Linked DNA regions of Homo sapiens: region 1 is linked to region 2. The links are chromatin loops, found by intact Hi-C in ENCODE. Cell type or tissue: CD4-positive, alpha-beta T cell. All regions are shown on one strand.

Region 1 (8,000 bases), 820 kb before region 2:
AAACATTCCTCTAAAATTAATAAAATATAATTATGAGAAATATTTTGAGGTTAGAATCGTGTTAAGTACATGTTTCAACTTTAGGTAATACTAACTCCCTGCACCAAGAATAATAGGATTAACATACTCATAATTCTCCCCCTCAATATAGGATTTTTGTCAGTTATGTTATTAGAGGGAGTCTCACTTTGTACGGTCTCACTATACACAAGTTTCAATTACTACAAATTTGTTACACACCCAACAACATGGTTCAAATTTCAGTTATCATGATATATTAACTGTAATTACGTAAAACACAAACTTTGATGCTAGCTCTTTAGTCCACAAATCACTATGTAAATAACATGCTCATCATGATCAGTGATCAATCACATTACTTCTTTCAAAGTCTGTCAAGTGAATGATCACTCTGTTTACTCAGTTCACACAGAGGTGAGTGTATGTTGCCTCCTAGTCGCCCCGTGATAATCCTATGTAATAGTTTACAAAAATGAACAAAGGAGAATTAGCCAACAAACATGAGAGTCTGGCAAAGAAATAAAAGGTGACAACACGAAGTGAAATTTGAATTGAACATAAATGAGGTTATCAACAAATTTTAGCTGACCATGGGAATGTCGACACTTTCTCCATTCAAGAGACTACAGATAAGCAGCCACAGAAACTTAATAAAGGCCAAGTTATTGACACACATTAAGAAAGTGGTTGTGACATAAAGGTTGAAGATGTCACAGAAAAAGCTATGCCCACAAAAAAACTTCCCATTAAAGAAATCCTCAGATATTTCATGACACTGAAAGAGCAAAGGACAAAATATTTGAAGCTGATCCAAATTTAGAAAGGAGTATGCCAATTCACCAAGTATAGAAAAGATGCCTCCTCTGTAACTGAAGTTATACAATGAGAAGGCAGCAAAGAAAGCACTGTTTAAACTACTCTTAATGAGTCTTTTGTTTAAAAAATAATAATAATAAGGCCAGGTGTGGTGGCTCATGCCTGTAATCCCAGCACTTTGGGAGGCCAAGGTGGGTGAGTCACCTGAAGTCAGGAGTTCGAGACTAGCCTGGCCAACATGGTGAAACCCCATCTCTACTAAAAATACAAAAAATTAGCTGGGTGTGGTGGCAGGCATCTGTAATCCCAGCTACTCGGGAGGCTGAGGCAGGAGAATTGCTTGAACCTGGGAGGCAGAGGCTGCACTGCGCCGAGATCTCGCCATTGCACTCCAGCCTGGGCAACAAGAGTGAGACTCCGTCTCAAAAAAAAATAAAAATAAAAAATAAAAAATAAAATGAAATGACCTTAAATTTCAATGTTTCTAATATTTTTAATTACCATATAGTAAATAATAGTTTTGCTATTTTTTTCATTTTTCTTATATTTATAACCATCAGAAAGAAAAGTTTTGATGCTTTGACAAAGACTTTGAAGGTTTATAACATCTACATTCTGGTCTGGAACCATAATTCCCCAAGTTGCTAGTGTTAGAACCCAAGTGGAATTGATGCACAGCATTTTTCTAAGGCTTCTCCAATTTCTTAGTTTTTACTTTGTTCATCTCTTGATTGCCTGATATACTCAGGTATTTTATTGCTTATTTGTTTTAAAATAAGAGTATAACGGGTATTGTAGTTCTCTGATATTCCTGGGTTAGGCTGTCTTTTGCCTTATTGGAAGAAAAATTTGAATGGTTATAAAATGGCTGGAACAGTTTTTTTTCCTTCAGAAGTTTGAAGATACAGTTCTATACTCTTCTTGCATTTGCTGGGTGTTGCTATGGCAAAGTTTCTAAGACTAGAGTGGTCTTTTGTATCTTGTATATGACTTGTTTTTATTATGTGAATGTCCATATGATTCTTAGTTCTTGAAATTCAGCAAAAAAACTCCCAATTCCATGTCCAACTCTCTCCTACTGCCTCTCAGTCAACTTATTTAGATTCCAAACTCATAGCAAATTAGCAGCAGAAATACAGACTAGTGGCCAGGAACACTAAACACATAGGAAAGGGAAGGAAAAAATACACACAGAAAGGGGGGGAAATAACTTTCAAAGCAGGTTAAAGAATACTTTGCATTGAAGATGGCAACCTTTCAGACATTTAGAAAATTGCGTGCTCTGTAATGATCCATTCCTGGGTAGAGGATTCTAGGCAACACATGTTTTGATAGCATCAGAATCCACATACAGCTACTAAATTCTGAGTTCAATACCATGTAATTTTAATATTATATATAATATTTCAGCATAAATTCCTAATTACTTTTTTTGAAACGGAGTCTCACTCTTTCACCCAGGCTGGAGTGTGGTGGTGCAATCTCAGCTCACTGCAACCTCTGCCTCCCAGGTTCAACAATTCTCCTGCCTCAGCCTCAAGAATAGTTGGGATTACAGGTGTGCGCCACCATACTTGGCTAATTTTGTCTTTTTGAAGAGACGGGGTTTCACCAAGTTGGCCAGGCTGGTTTTGAACTCCTGACCTCAGGTGATCCACCTGCCTCGGCCTCCCAAAGTGTTGGGATTACAGGCGTGAGCCACCATGCCCAGCCCCTAATTACTTTTACACGTATCTTTTCATGTGTCAAATTCCTGACTACTCTTTTATGTGTCAATTCCAACAGAACTGATTTCCCAGAATGTACATTTTTATTGCTTTATAGTTTTATATTTAACACATATAAACAACACTTAGAAGAAATACAAAAATTTTTTAAAATTCCTAATGTATTTTGAAAGAATCTTTGTAAAACATCATTCAAATGTTAATTAGGTTGTAAACAGTTCCTTACTATTTTAAACACTGCATAGAAAACTTCATACTGCTGTTTTTTAGGGTTTTCTAACACACAGACACACACATACCTCTGTCTGAAATTAATATAAATTCAAACTCTAAATTAAATATGCCATTCAAATCCTGAAATTAATCTAGATAATAAAAATATTAATAGCAATTGCAACCCAGAATAATCAAATAAGGGAGTTTCAAACCAGGTGTAAAAATACTTTGTCTCTTTGTTTCAAGATTAAGAATAAAAATACAACCACACCTTTTTCTTTGGGTTAACCACAAAGCAAACTACAGACAGTTTGCACAAATTCAGAGCAATGCATACGTGGCAAATTAACAGCCTTATCAAGCTTCAAACATCCTGGCTTTTTGAGGCACAGTAATACCTCCTCTCTCTTCACAGTTTATTGTTGAGGGATACGTAATTCATATTGATATGACTCAGAGCCATGAGAAACATTTAATAATTATCACTCAGAAATAAAACTCAGATGATGAGAGTCCTATATAAATTAAGTAGAACATGTGCCTAGCTGAAAGAGCAAAAATAAAATAAAATAAAATAAAATAAATCATAATAGACCCTCCATATCAGACTCTAAATTTACTAGGGCTTTGAGGTAACAGACTTCTGCTCTAAACCACTCAAGTCAAAGCAGCATCAAAAACTGACTCTTTGCTCCTAGATCTGGTAACTTCAGCAATTTTAAAAAAGAACAACAAAGCTGAAAGACTTAAACTGCCTGAGTTCAGGACCCACTATTAAACTACAATAATCAGGACAATGTGATATTTGTATAAGGGTAGATAGATCAACAAAACAAAATACAGAGTCTAGAAACACACCCATGTATACATGATAAACCAATTTTTTTACACATATTTCAAAATAATTCAGTAGGGAAAGGATATTATTTTCAACAAATGGTGCTGGAATAACTAGACAGCCACATTAAAAAAATATATAAATCCACCTTTACCTCACATCATATACAAAAATTAACTCAAAATCAGTTATAGATCTAATGAACAAGCTAAAATTATAGAACATCTAGGAAAAAAAAACAAGAAAAAATTTGTGACATTGGGCTAGGCAAATATTTTTTAGGTAGGCTATAAAAGGCATGAATCATAAGAGAAAAATAATAAACTGGATTGATCATAATTTAAAGTATTTGTGCTTCAAAAGTTCCTGTTAAGAAAATTAGAATGTAAAGCACAGACTGGGAGAAAATATATCCAAAGCATATATTTGATAAGGGACTAATATCCAGAACATATTAACTTTTATAACTCAGTAATAACAGAACAAATGACAAATATATATATATATATATATATATATATATATATATATATATATGAATAGCAAATAAGCATATGGGAAAATTTTCAATGTCATTAATCATCAGGAAAAATCAAATTAAAATCACAATGAACTACCACTATACACCCAACAGAATGGCTGAAATTAGTAAGACTGGAAATACCAAGTGGAAGGACACAGAATAATTAAAACTCATACACTGCTGGTGGGAAATGCAAAATATTATAGCCATTTTAGAAAAGATTGGCATTTCTTATTAAGTTAAACTTACACTTGCCATATGACCTAGTAATCCTATTCCTAGGTGGGAAATATATGAAAATGTATGCCCAAATAAAAACTTGCACTCACAGGTTGACAGCAGCTTTATTAATACAATAATAGCCAAAGACCAAAAATAAGTCAAATACTCATTAAATGGTGAATGGACAAAGAAATTATGTTCAATCAAATCAACTAATACTACTGAGTAATAAATAAGAATTACAATATATCTCCAATATTGTGTTCTAGCAAATCAACTAACACTACTGAGCAATAAATAGGAATTACAATATATCTCCAACAACATGGATAAATCTCAAAAGCATCATGCTAAATGAAAGAAAGTAAATCAAAAGACTATGTACTGTATGATGCCATATATATGAAATCCTAGGAAAGAGAAAGGTGTAGTGACAAAACACAAATCAAGGTTGCTAGGCGTCAGAGGTGGGGAGAAGGAATTTACTGCAAATAACTATGAGTTAAATTTTTGGGGTGATGAAAATGTTCTGTATCATGACTGTGATGGTGGTTAAACAACTGTATACAATTGTCAAAAAAGAATTGTGCACTCAATTTGAAATTTTATTGTCTGTAAATTATATCTAAAAAAGATGAATTAGCTGAACGATCTGGTTCTACTGAATTAAAATTCTATGTAGAGTATCAGAGTGTGATTACAAAATGTTTTGAGAGGATACTATAGAATTTCTTGTGTAATTTTGGTAGGGTTTTAGGATGTTCTGAAAGCAAAGGCCAAGGAACAATGACTCATAGATGATAGTCCCACAACAGTCTACACAAAAAAAGGTAAATATAAATTTATATCTCCCTTACTCCCATTAGTACCATGCCTAAAATACTTTGTTTACAGAATTACTGTTTCTGATGAATGAACCATTAAAGAGAAACACCGAGTACAGAGTTTCAGATTGGGAAGATGAAAAAATTTCTAGAGATGAATGCACAACAATATGAATGTACTTAATGCCACAAAACTGTAAACTTAAATGGTTAAAATGGTAAATTTCATATTATGTATATTTTACAACAATAAAAATTTTTTTTAAACATTGGGGGGTAGGGGAGAGGCACTCCAAAAAAATGTACATAAATCTAGAAATGCACAGGAAGTTCATTTTGAAAGAGTTCCTTTGGTTTGATTAATAAAGACTATTCTACTGTTGCTTTCACAAAATCAAGCTTAATAGTGGTTATTAGGTACGATTCTACTAAAGGAAATTGTGCTTACCAACTCTATCCAAGCTTATTTTTAATGTTTAGGGCTCTTACCAGAATATAGTTTTTGCTTGTAACAGTTTGAGTTGTCTAACACAGACAGGAAAAACACTGGGAGCTCCAAAAAGGTTCTACATTTGGATGGCCCAAATACATGTCATTTTGTCATCTAAATTAATCTGCAAACTAAACTGAACACAAATACTCAAAACATGCTAACAGAAGCCCTAAAGTGACTGTGGCCTGGGGTTAAATAAGGTCACACAAGAACTGCTAAGATAAACATCAAATTCATGTCATTTGGTAAACGAGAAAGCCATCTGTGCAATTCACTGTGGGTAAACTGCAGACTGACTGGGGCTAGACATTTGTCAAACATAGTCGTTATTAATAGTCATGCCAATAAGTGTTAAAAACCCAAAAATCCCTAGATTTAAGTCCAGAGATGGCAGAGTTGTAGTAATCTACCTAAAGCTGGCAGGACATTTCTATTAAGAAATAGCATTAATAGAACCTTCTATTACATTAATAGAAAGTAAGTTCAAAGGGCACATGCCAAGAACAGGAAAGAATGTATGCGCTTTAAGCAAGTTCTATGTACTATCTGGAGAACAAGTTCTGAGTTACAGGCTAAGTGGATTTTAGGAGGGCAATTTCAATTTAGGCAGGAAATAAATAATAATGATAGTAGTAGTCGTTATCAGTAGCAGCAGTAAATTCTTACATCATGCTTCCTATTTGCCAGATATTAGTTCTAAGCACTTTCATTATATTAACTTGCTTAATCCTTCTAACAACATTGTGAGGCTGGCAAACCATTGTCTTCATTTTGCAGAGATGAAGAAACAGGCTCAGGAAGACTAGGTAACTTTCCCATTGTAACCCAGATGAGAGGTGGCAGAGCCATCTCAGGGTGTCCTGCTCCAAGTCCAGAGTTCTTGCTCTTAATAATACTATATTGCTTGTCTTTGGAAAACACCACTGCTTTCCTGGGAAGCAAGAAGGTTAAAGGAATTGTTCTACTGTAGACCAGACTGGAGAGTAGTATTAGAAAGAACTAGTGAGAAATGAGGAAAAACTTTCAACATTTATTAAAAGCCTGCCATGTACCAGGCATTTTATATTTTAGGATAGTAGGCAACTGACTACAAAAAAGTAAATGACTTACAGGCCCTGAAATTCACCTTAAACTTGTATTTTTAATTAAGTTTATTATTTCTTTGCATTTAAACACAAAGATATATCACAATGATCAAATGCAAAAAAAAAAAAACATTATTTTACTTCATCTTCACAAGAATTCAATTCAGTTCTTTCAAAAAAATTTGCTAAGCATTTATGTACCAGGCACAAGACATATAAAAAAGGTGAATGTATTAAAAATTAAAGAAATTGGTTCCTGTTCTTTAAAAAAAAATCTATAGTCTACAATAACTCTTTGCAATTATTCTCATTTTACATAGAAAGACACTGCTCAGATGGGTTAAATAACCTGTTTAGGGTCCAACCTGTAAATAGCTGAGACAGGATTTGAACTCAAGCCCTTCTAACTCCAAAACCTATACACTTTTACCCTACAGAAAGCTAAAAGTGTTTCTGAGTGTAGGGACCGGAAAAAAATTTCCAACTGACTTCAAATAACAAATACAAGGCAACTGTATTCTCGTTAATATTTTAGAACTGTGTCATGTTAGTTGAGAACTTGAAAAGAGGAAGTGTAAATTCTAGACTAAATCTTGGGTTACAGACCTCACACAGATTGAATATAGAAGAAGTACACAGCAAGAGTCACTCACATTGTAAAATAGTTGAACATTTTAAAATACATATTACAGTGGACACGTATGGTCCCACTGGAAATATATAAGACAATGTTACTTTCAAGAGTTCCCAGTCTTTGAAGCTGAAATCCTTCTCTCTTAAATCTTATTAAGTAGTTAATTGTAGCAGAAAGTTACTCAGTTAGGTCCCAATAGGCACAGGCCAGAAAGTCCTCTGAAAGCTGCCCTCAGTACCTGCACTGTCACAAACCTACTAAGTGTATTCTATAGTTAGAAAAAATGTATTGATATAACTTTCTGCCATTGATATAACTGTTCTACCTAAAAAGAACAAGATATTAAAGATACCATGCTTTATAAAGAGATGATCCTATTCATTGTGAGAAACTGAACTTATCCAGCTATATGCTATTTTATTTAACTTTGGAACTGCATTCATCAGTACGCATTTATGAGATGGCTAAGGTCTGAGGGTATAGGATGGAACCACTTGGCCATCTCAAAATCATTAGCCTAGATTTGTTAAATTATGCTTTGCCCAAACTGAATTAACCAGGGATAAATGATTTTGAAAGAAATAAGGGTTGACATGTGGGT
Region 2 (8,000 bases):
TCCTACATTCAGATAATGTGGACACATAATCAATTACCAAACATATTTAATTCAGAGGCCTACTGAAGCGTTTCACACTTGAATCTTGTAGTGAAGATATTTACGAGATTGTTTTTATTTAAAGCCCTAGAGATTTAGAGGAATAAACTAGAAGCTTAACTTGAGACTTTCAAAATCCTGAGATCTATCCAGGCATCCATCATACATGACAGAATGATTATACCACCCCCAGAACTAGGTGCTCGATGACGCACTGAGTTAATCTCTTTCTATTCCAATGTATACTACATATATCTTTTATTCAATATATTGAGTACAGAAACTTAAAGCTCAGAACTTTGACATTCTCATGCATTAATTTCTTTTTGTTTAAACAACATAAAGAGATAGTCTTCATTAGAGAGGATCATAATGGACATATGTGGATAGGTTTTCCTGTTGGTTGCTCAAAAAGTAAATAGCAAAAATATGTGTCTCTATGTAAACATATTTTCTGAAATTGGGTCAAAAGGATCAATGACTAGTTTGTGGTGTGTGAGTCCTGTGGACGATGTGTGTACTGACCATTCATGCTTCCAGAGCTTCCTTTCTGTTGATCAGGGATTACGGGAATGATGTTTTAGAAATTTGGTCACCTGGTTTGTAAAGTAAGGTCTTCCTGGGCAGAGTTTTGCTTTTCCCTTTGTCTTCTGAGGTAGATTTATAGGCAGCTCTTGTTATTTACACTAAAGGAAGGAGGAGAGAGAGAGATTTTATAAAATTGGATAATCCTAAAATCATTTGGGGGGTGTTAGAATTCATAGTTTATTTTTTAGATAACAGATATGTTTCCTTAATTCATTTTCTTTGGACTAATTTTAGACATTTATTCCTATTACTTGAACACACAGTGGTAAAAGGCAGCAGAGGCATTTCTGAAGCATGAAGGATCATGGGGGAAAAGAATGAGATTAAAATTTTGCTATGGATATTGCCATGTTGTTCTTACACAGTTAAATAACTTAATTCTGTGAAATTTGCTTACAGTGTTGTCTTTTAAGAAGTTATGTACTGTAAAATATATATGCATATGTAAATTTTGTTTATGTATATTTCTGTAAACATATTTTTATTCCTTTATATATAATATACTTATCTATTATATTCCTGTATATTTTATTATATGCATATCAAAATATATAATTAATAATATGTTATATATAATTAATAATATATGTTATATAACATATAATTGTTATAGTCCTTCATATGTTATTATTATATGAGCTTTATAATAATATATAAAGGAATAAAATAAATAAGGTTCTGGTTCTGCCATTGATTTACTGCATGATCAGTGTGGGCTGGGAGTAGGGTGACCAACCATCCCTCCTTTGCCTAGGACTGAGAAGTTTCCAGGGATGTGGGACTTCCAGTTTTAAAGCCAGGGTGAGCTGTTCAGCTGAGCTCAAGGGAGTAGCCATGGACCAGGCAGGGGTGAGTTTTTTTGGTGGCCCAAGCCAAGTGTATATTGCAAAAATATAGTGAGCAAAATAGTGGGTCAAGAAAAGGGTCAGAGGAGAGTTAAGGGGCAAAGCTGAAGTTCACAGCCACCCAAAGTTTTAGACAATGAAGAGTGTTTCTGCAAGGAGCCAAATGAAATTAGAACAAGCTGGGCCCATTCTAGGTGAATAATGAGGTATGGTTCTCCCAGGAGTTCTAGAATAGTCAGTTGGCTACTGTAAGGGTCTTCTCATTCCGTTCCCTCTGCTGCAGGGACCACCTGCTCCAGGACTTACAGAGCCAATAGAGAAAGTCAGCACTTTCCTTCAGGGAAGTAGATTATTTTCATCGTATGCAAGGGATAAAGTAAACATTGGGGTTTAACAATGAACTTTTGTTTCTTATTTTCATTTTTGAAAAGTACTGAGTATTTAATCTTATGAGTATATAGGAAAATTGGGTGGTATTACATGACACTCCAAAATGCTTTCCCTAAAAGTTACCCTCCCATGGATGAGAGTGGTCTGATGGATAGTGGTGGTCTGTGATTTTACCCTACTCTTTCTCTATGAGAAGAGAGGCTCAAGTTTCCTTCTGGATCTAAATGGGTAGAATATGTGTCCAGCCCCTACGGGGTATATTGCCTCTCTCCATCCTCTGGCAGGAGAGGTGCTACTCTGCACCGTGGTATATTTACTTAGTGTACTATATACGTTAACAAATTTAAAAATGTATAAAGTGGAGATTTATGAATACAGAGAAAATAGGGGTAGGGAAAGAATGGTAAATCTAGAAGTGAATCCACAAAATGCATGCTGAGAGGTTCTGTATGGTGGATGGGCAAGGGCCCCCAGTTGGCTTTGTGCCTAGAGAAAAACATGGTCCAATAAGTGAATCAGTGTCCATAAGATACAACAAGCCAGTGCCAGAAGACAAGCTCAATGCTTCTTTGTATGAAGGCAAGAGGGAAGTTTTTCCAGTGGGTTTTCCTAAGGAGGATACTTCGAAATGTAATGAGCCACATTCTCAATAGTATCTTGACAGGCATTTCATAGAAGTGCTTCCTATAATGTTCCTCAGATAAAGGCTGATGGCATAAATTCACAGCTCAATTCAATAAAAATTCCTATCTTAAATTCTTTACAGAACAAAGTAAGGTATGAATATACACATTTTTAAAAGTCATCAAAAGATGGCAAGAACTAAATGAGACAGTCTAGGTATGAAAATCTCTGCTGGCCTGGAACCACCCAAAGACAGATTTTAGAGTATGCAGTGGAATGTCTGGATTTTCAATCCTTCAGGCAATTCTCCGTAATGGTGTTTCTAAAACAAGCTTTTGAAGTATTGAAAGCAATGAGTTTGATGGGATCCTGCCTGACACATACCTCCTGGAATTCACTCTGCCGTGTGGCTGATTATGTCCGGAACCCATTGATAATTCCTCATGTCAACGTTGGGAATGCAAGCACAGACAACACCTAAACAGAGGCCAGCCTGCCTTTTCTTGGAGGTGGGCCAAGGAATGGTTATGGGAGCGTGAAAGCTCTTCTCACAATTCTAGTTCTTCCCCAGTGCATGGAGTAATGGAAGGGCCCCAGCATTCTATACCTGTAGAACATTATGGTAAGAATTGAAGTATGCGACAAAAGTTAAACTCTTTTTGAGTTCTCTTGGTCCATGGGGAGCTGAGGTTCTTTTTTGACCGGGCCTCAGATACATCTCTTTGGCTTCATTTTAACACTGTTCTCAAAATCACCTCAGAATGGTACCTGGAACCTCCGTTTAACTCACTCCTTGGTTCTACTTTGGTTGCTCTATGACTGTCCCACCTCCCTCACCCCCCTCCTCCACCCCCCATGCTCTGAGCAGCTTGGCCTATGTTTTCCCTTTATCTCTCTCTTTGTTTTCTTTCTTTTGGCCCACCCTCCCTCCTCCCCTCTCTTCTTTCCTTCCTTCCTTCTTATGCCTGCCTTTCCCCTGCCATAATTCATACCTAACCTCACAGGCTCTTTCAGAGCTGTTAAGTAAAATTCTATAAGTAAAAACGCTCTGTATAATTTTTTTTCACCTGCTGCTCAACCTACCTGGTGACCCAGAGCTCCAATTTCTCATAAGAATTGCCACTACCTCTCTTGATTAAATTTTCAGGTTCATATTTTTGCACAATTGTTTTTTATAAACATGCATGAACACAAATAGGATTATTTATGTGATTTATTTCAGTCAAATTACTCTGATTCCAACCAATCTGAAGACATCTCCAACTTAACCATGGTTTTGGACATGATGCGGTGGGGGGGACAGTAAACCATGTTTTTTATTATATCCTGTCTTTGACAGATATTAGGAGACTAGACCAGTATGGAGTGAGATGACATTGTTAGTGATTTTTTCTTGGGATGCTTATCACATTGTACAGAATCTCATGTTGATCTTTCTAATTTTTTTTGTAATCCATGCAAGCTGTATATTTCCTTGTAAAAAATTGATATTTGGGAAAATATTTTTACCCTGAGAAGTTCCCAGAAATAGAGATTTTCTGAATCTTATGAGCTATGAGACATTTAACCAAAGAAAATTTTCAAAAACTATTTTAAATGGAAGCTCCATATATATTGTGCTTAATTTTGTCAAGAGACATAGTCTTAGGAGCACTTTTGACAAAATATCTGCTGTTCTGTTGATAACCTTGAAGCTGACCTCTTTCCCATTAAAGAATTAACATTTGGAATTTTTATATGAATGAATAAAACTGCAATGTCACCTTCCATTTAAGCAATATTTTTCACTTCTTTGGCATTTCTAGCCAGTCTTTTTTTTTAATTTGTGTCCTTGAGGTAGTCATTCATTTTGGATCTTAAATATCAAGCTTTCAGCATTTGTCCTTTTAGAGACTGTGTCATGAGGCTGAACTCTAATACTTGAAAATGATTAGAGTTTGCCACTTTACAACCGTTCTGATAGTTCATCACCTGCTTGGATTTCAGCTTACTCTGTAAATTCAGGTACTTAATACCTGACTCTGAATAAAAATATTTTGAAGTGTTTTAGCAACCAAACAAACCATGCAATGAGAAAGAGGTGCAGACGACTCGCTTGTGGTTATGGTTGTCAAGGAAACCATTTCCGTATATAGTGTTTGATAACAGCCATGTTTTTTTAAAGGCCATAAAAACAAAGCTTGTCCAGAAGTATGAAGAAGAAAGCATACAATGAAATAAGCCACAGCCAACTAGAAGTTATGAGAATGCATTAGATGCAAAATGCTAGATATCAATTGATGAGATGTTTTACAACATAGAAATTAAACTCAAGAGGGATAACATGTTGAAAAGTGTGGCAGAATGGGGGTGGCAGCAAAATGCCCTTGTTGAGGCAAGGTCAAAGTCTCACTATGTTCTCAAAATATACTGTGTGCATTTTTAGAGAAATTGTTTAATTAAACAAACAGCTTCATCTTTGCCATACACAAACTCGTGGAATGGAATTTAAACAGCTTTGATAACATAATCAGTGAGAGGCTTGAATATATTGCCCAGCAATAGACTAGATTGCTAGAGCTACACAAGCTGCAGGAAATGGAGAGCTTATTTGGGGGTTTTGTCTAGTTTATGCTACGTTTTGCTTTAAAAGAGAAATGAACTGTAGTGCATAGTGATGCTGAAGATCTTTATGGAGGAAAAAAGATCCTAAGATGTTGATTATGGATAAAGTCTATTTTGAAAGCTCTTTCTCAAGGTCTATACATATAGAGCAAAACCCCAAGGAGGAAAAGATGGCTGGGTATGGTGACTTATGCCTGTAATCCCATCACTTGGGGAGGCTGAGGCAGCAGATCACTTGAGGTCAGGATCTCAAGACCAGCCTGGACAACATGTGAAACCCTGTCTCTATTAAAAAAAAAAATAGCTGGGCATGATGGTGCATGCCTATAATCCTAGCTACTCAGGAGGCTGAGGCAGGAGAATCACTTGAACCTAGGAGGCGGAGTTTTCAGTGAGCCGAGACCGTGCCATTGCACTCCAGCACTCCAGCCTGGGCAACAGAGTGAGACTCTGCCTCAAAAAAAAAAAAAAAAAAGAAAGAAAGAAAAGAAAAGAAAAAAGAAGAAAAAATGATGTTGGTTTGACATTACAGATTTTTATTCTAAAATATGGTTTCCCATTCATAAAATGTGAAACATAAAGTATGAAAGATGTGGCAAAAGTGGAACTGTAAGGTGCATGATTCTATAGAGAAAAGGGGTAAATTGAGCCTAGTCTGAAACTATCCAACCTACAAAAAAAGAACATGTGGTTTAAAAGATACATGATTTGACATGTTGGAAGCCAGATGAAAGTCCAATGAAAAGACATAATTTCTGAATAGATTCTAATGTCTAAAAGAAATGATTTCATTCTTGCTCGAGCAATTTTTTCTTATTTCATAAACTATTAGGGTAATTATTTATGTAAGCAGAAAAATTGATTTTGTACTTCTCCCTTCCTTTTTCTTTAATATGTACACATAACTGCAGCATATGACATAGTAAAATTTTCACATTTGTTTCTTTACAATTTACCACAAAGGAAATGTCGTTTGGGCAACTTATGATGTGCAAAGATAGAGCCAACTCACTACTGCCTGTTGCCTCACACTTAAGTATCATTTATTTCTAAAGATCATGAAATGCTTATTTCATCCTAATGCCTCTTTCACATTATTCCATCAGTATTTTAATATAGAATAACAAAAGCAAAACAGAATTAATATATTTTAAGGGCAAGACGACTGACCTCAGGATGACTGATTCTCTTTTATGAGAATGCTGTAAGAAAGTAAGTGGGAAATGAATCAGAGGAGGAGAACAAGACATCACAGAATGTCCTCAGATCCCTGTGGCATTTTAGTCTGTACAAAAAAGACCTAACCCAGTGCTTCACATCTAGGTGTTTAATTTTTCCCCTTCCATTACCTCCCAGACCTTGCAATCATAATTTTCAGATTTTTTACTTTCTGTCTCTTAAAGCTTCCATTTTCTAATTAGTCAGTCTAAAAGCATGAGAATGACCAAAATGGTGAAAAGTCTGGAAATCATATTATATGAAAAGGGGAGCATGCATTTGAAGAACTGCCACATAGAAAAGGAATTTCACTTTTTCCGTGTGACTTTCATAGAACCAACTATGACCAGTGGGCAGTAGGTATATCATAGTAGATATTCAAGTCCTCAGAGTTGCTAAAAATAGACTCAGCTGCTTTAAGACATAGAAAACTAGCCATTTTTTGAGGGGGCCTTTTAGGATTTTCACTGCATCAACTATCTCCAATGGCACGTTCCCTTAGGCTGGACATTCTCATGTCTCTTCCTTTAATCCAAGCTCTTCTCCTAATCTCCTTACTACCTAAGTGTGAAATAGGCACCAAGTCCTATGGATTTGATCCCCTTACTGTCTCTTGAGCCTGTCCTCTTCCTTCCATCCTACTGCCACTCCATCATAGTTCCTGTCTCCTTGAAATGTGAGCTTCCTGAGGGCATGAGTTGTCTTATTTTTTATACCTAGTTAGCTAGCACGATAGCTGGTTACTCAGTAAATACATACTGAATATGTGACTTTCAACAATTTACTTTGAAATCATTTGGTTTGAGTGGCAGCCTGGTCTATTCATTCAATAAACATTTTTTGAGCATCTACTACGTGCAGTGGAGGATATCTGGATGAATAAGACAAAGTGATTTCCCCCTCAAGCTCATAGTCTAGTTGGAAGAAAAATATGTAAACGAAAATGGATTTGGCTCAGGCAATGTTATGAAAATAAATAAATACCTGATCGACTTAATTGAAGTTACAGCCTATCAGATTTCTACCATTTGGCAGGAGTTCTGCAGCCAGATCCACCAGGTGTTCTTTGAGAGGCCAAGGAGAGGGCTGGGTATCATAGGGCTAAAGGGATTGCCTTCTGGAGATGTGAGAGGACGTCCATACGTGAATGAGTGAGCCAGGCAAGATCACGAGGAAAAGCCACAGTTCTGGTTCTTACTACCAGCCTTTCCTTGCTAGGGACCATCTTTCCTTAGTTTAGAGTTTCTCATGGTTTTATTTTTCTCCTCGGGCCTCATCTCTTTCCACATCAAACTCTGTTTCATATTGGTTTGCTGTCAAACTGGTTTCTTCTTAAATTTGCAGTGCATATGTAGTTTCAGAGCTTTTGATTTTTCAGTCTCCAGTTGTTTAAAGTTCAGACTTTCTGCTTGGCTTCACAAATATAGTTAGCTATTATATGATTACTTAGTTACTTATTTTCCTATTTCCAATTTTATGAATCCAGGCAAATGCATGAAATGTTAGAGATGAGAGGCTCCTCCAATGTTATATTTTCTGTTAACCAGTTCATTGAATGCCTATTCCCTCCCTGCACCAAATGTTCCAGTCAAAGTGTTCTCTGCAGCTTCAGTGAGGGTGGTTTTATGGACCACCTTGGATTTAAGAAGGGGGAAAATACATTCTTGGCTGAGTATGGCATGTAAGACTTTT

What was found. A loop is a pair of places that touch in the nucleus more often than their neighbours do. Peaks named below come from ENCODE experiments on the same cell type or tissue, not always from the same donor. Only the 100,000 strongest peaks of a DNase experiment are listed, where the experiment ranks them.
Region 1: it touches region 2 in a loop (7-fold over the local background); 7 of 110 quality-filtered maps call a loop at or near these places.

Annotation. Positions count from the first base shown.
Region 1 is chr1:184,740,139-184,748,138 of GRCh38, forward strand. All of the region lies in intron 2 of EDEM3 (ER degradation enhancing alpha-mannosidase like protein 3), which reads right to left. Among named protein-coding and RNA genes, the nearest start is that of EDEM3, 11 kb to the right of the region's middle. In CD4-positive, alpha-beta T cell, no CTCF peak of the experiment used is centred here; DNase peaks (open chromatin) are centred at 3,123 and 5,913; H3K27ac peaks cover 2,714 bases.
Region 2 is chr1:185,562,604-185,570,603 of GRCh38, forward strand. LINC01350 (long intergenic non-protein coding RNA 1350) reads right to left here. Exons shown (of 4, transcript NR_110793.1): 3 at 565-725. All of the region lies in intron 1 of LOC107985239 (a long non-coding RNA gene), which reads left to right. Among named protein-coding and RNA genes, the nearest start is that of LINC01350, 62 kb to the right of the region's middle. RefSeq lists a silencer at 3,020-3,220. In CD4-positive, alpha-beta T cell, no CTCF peak of the experiment used is centred here; DNase peaks (open chromatin) are centred at 4,598, 5,058 and 6,078; H3K27ac peaks cover 3,986 bases.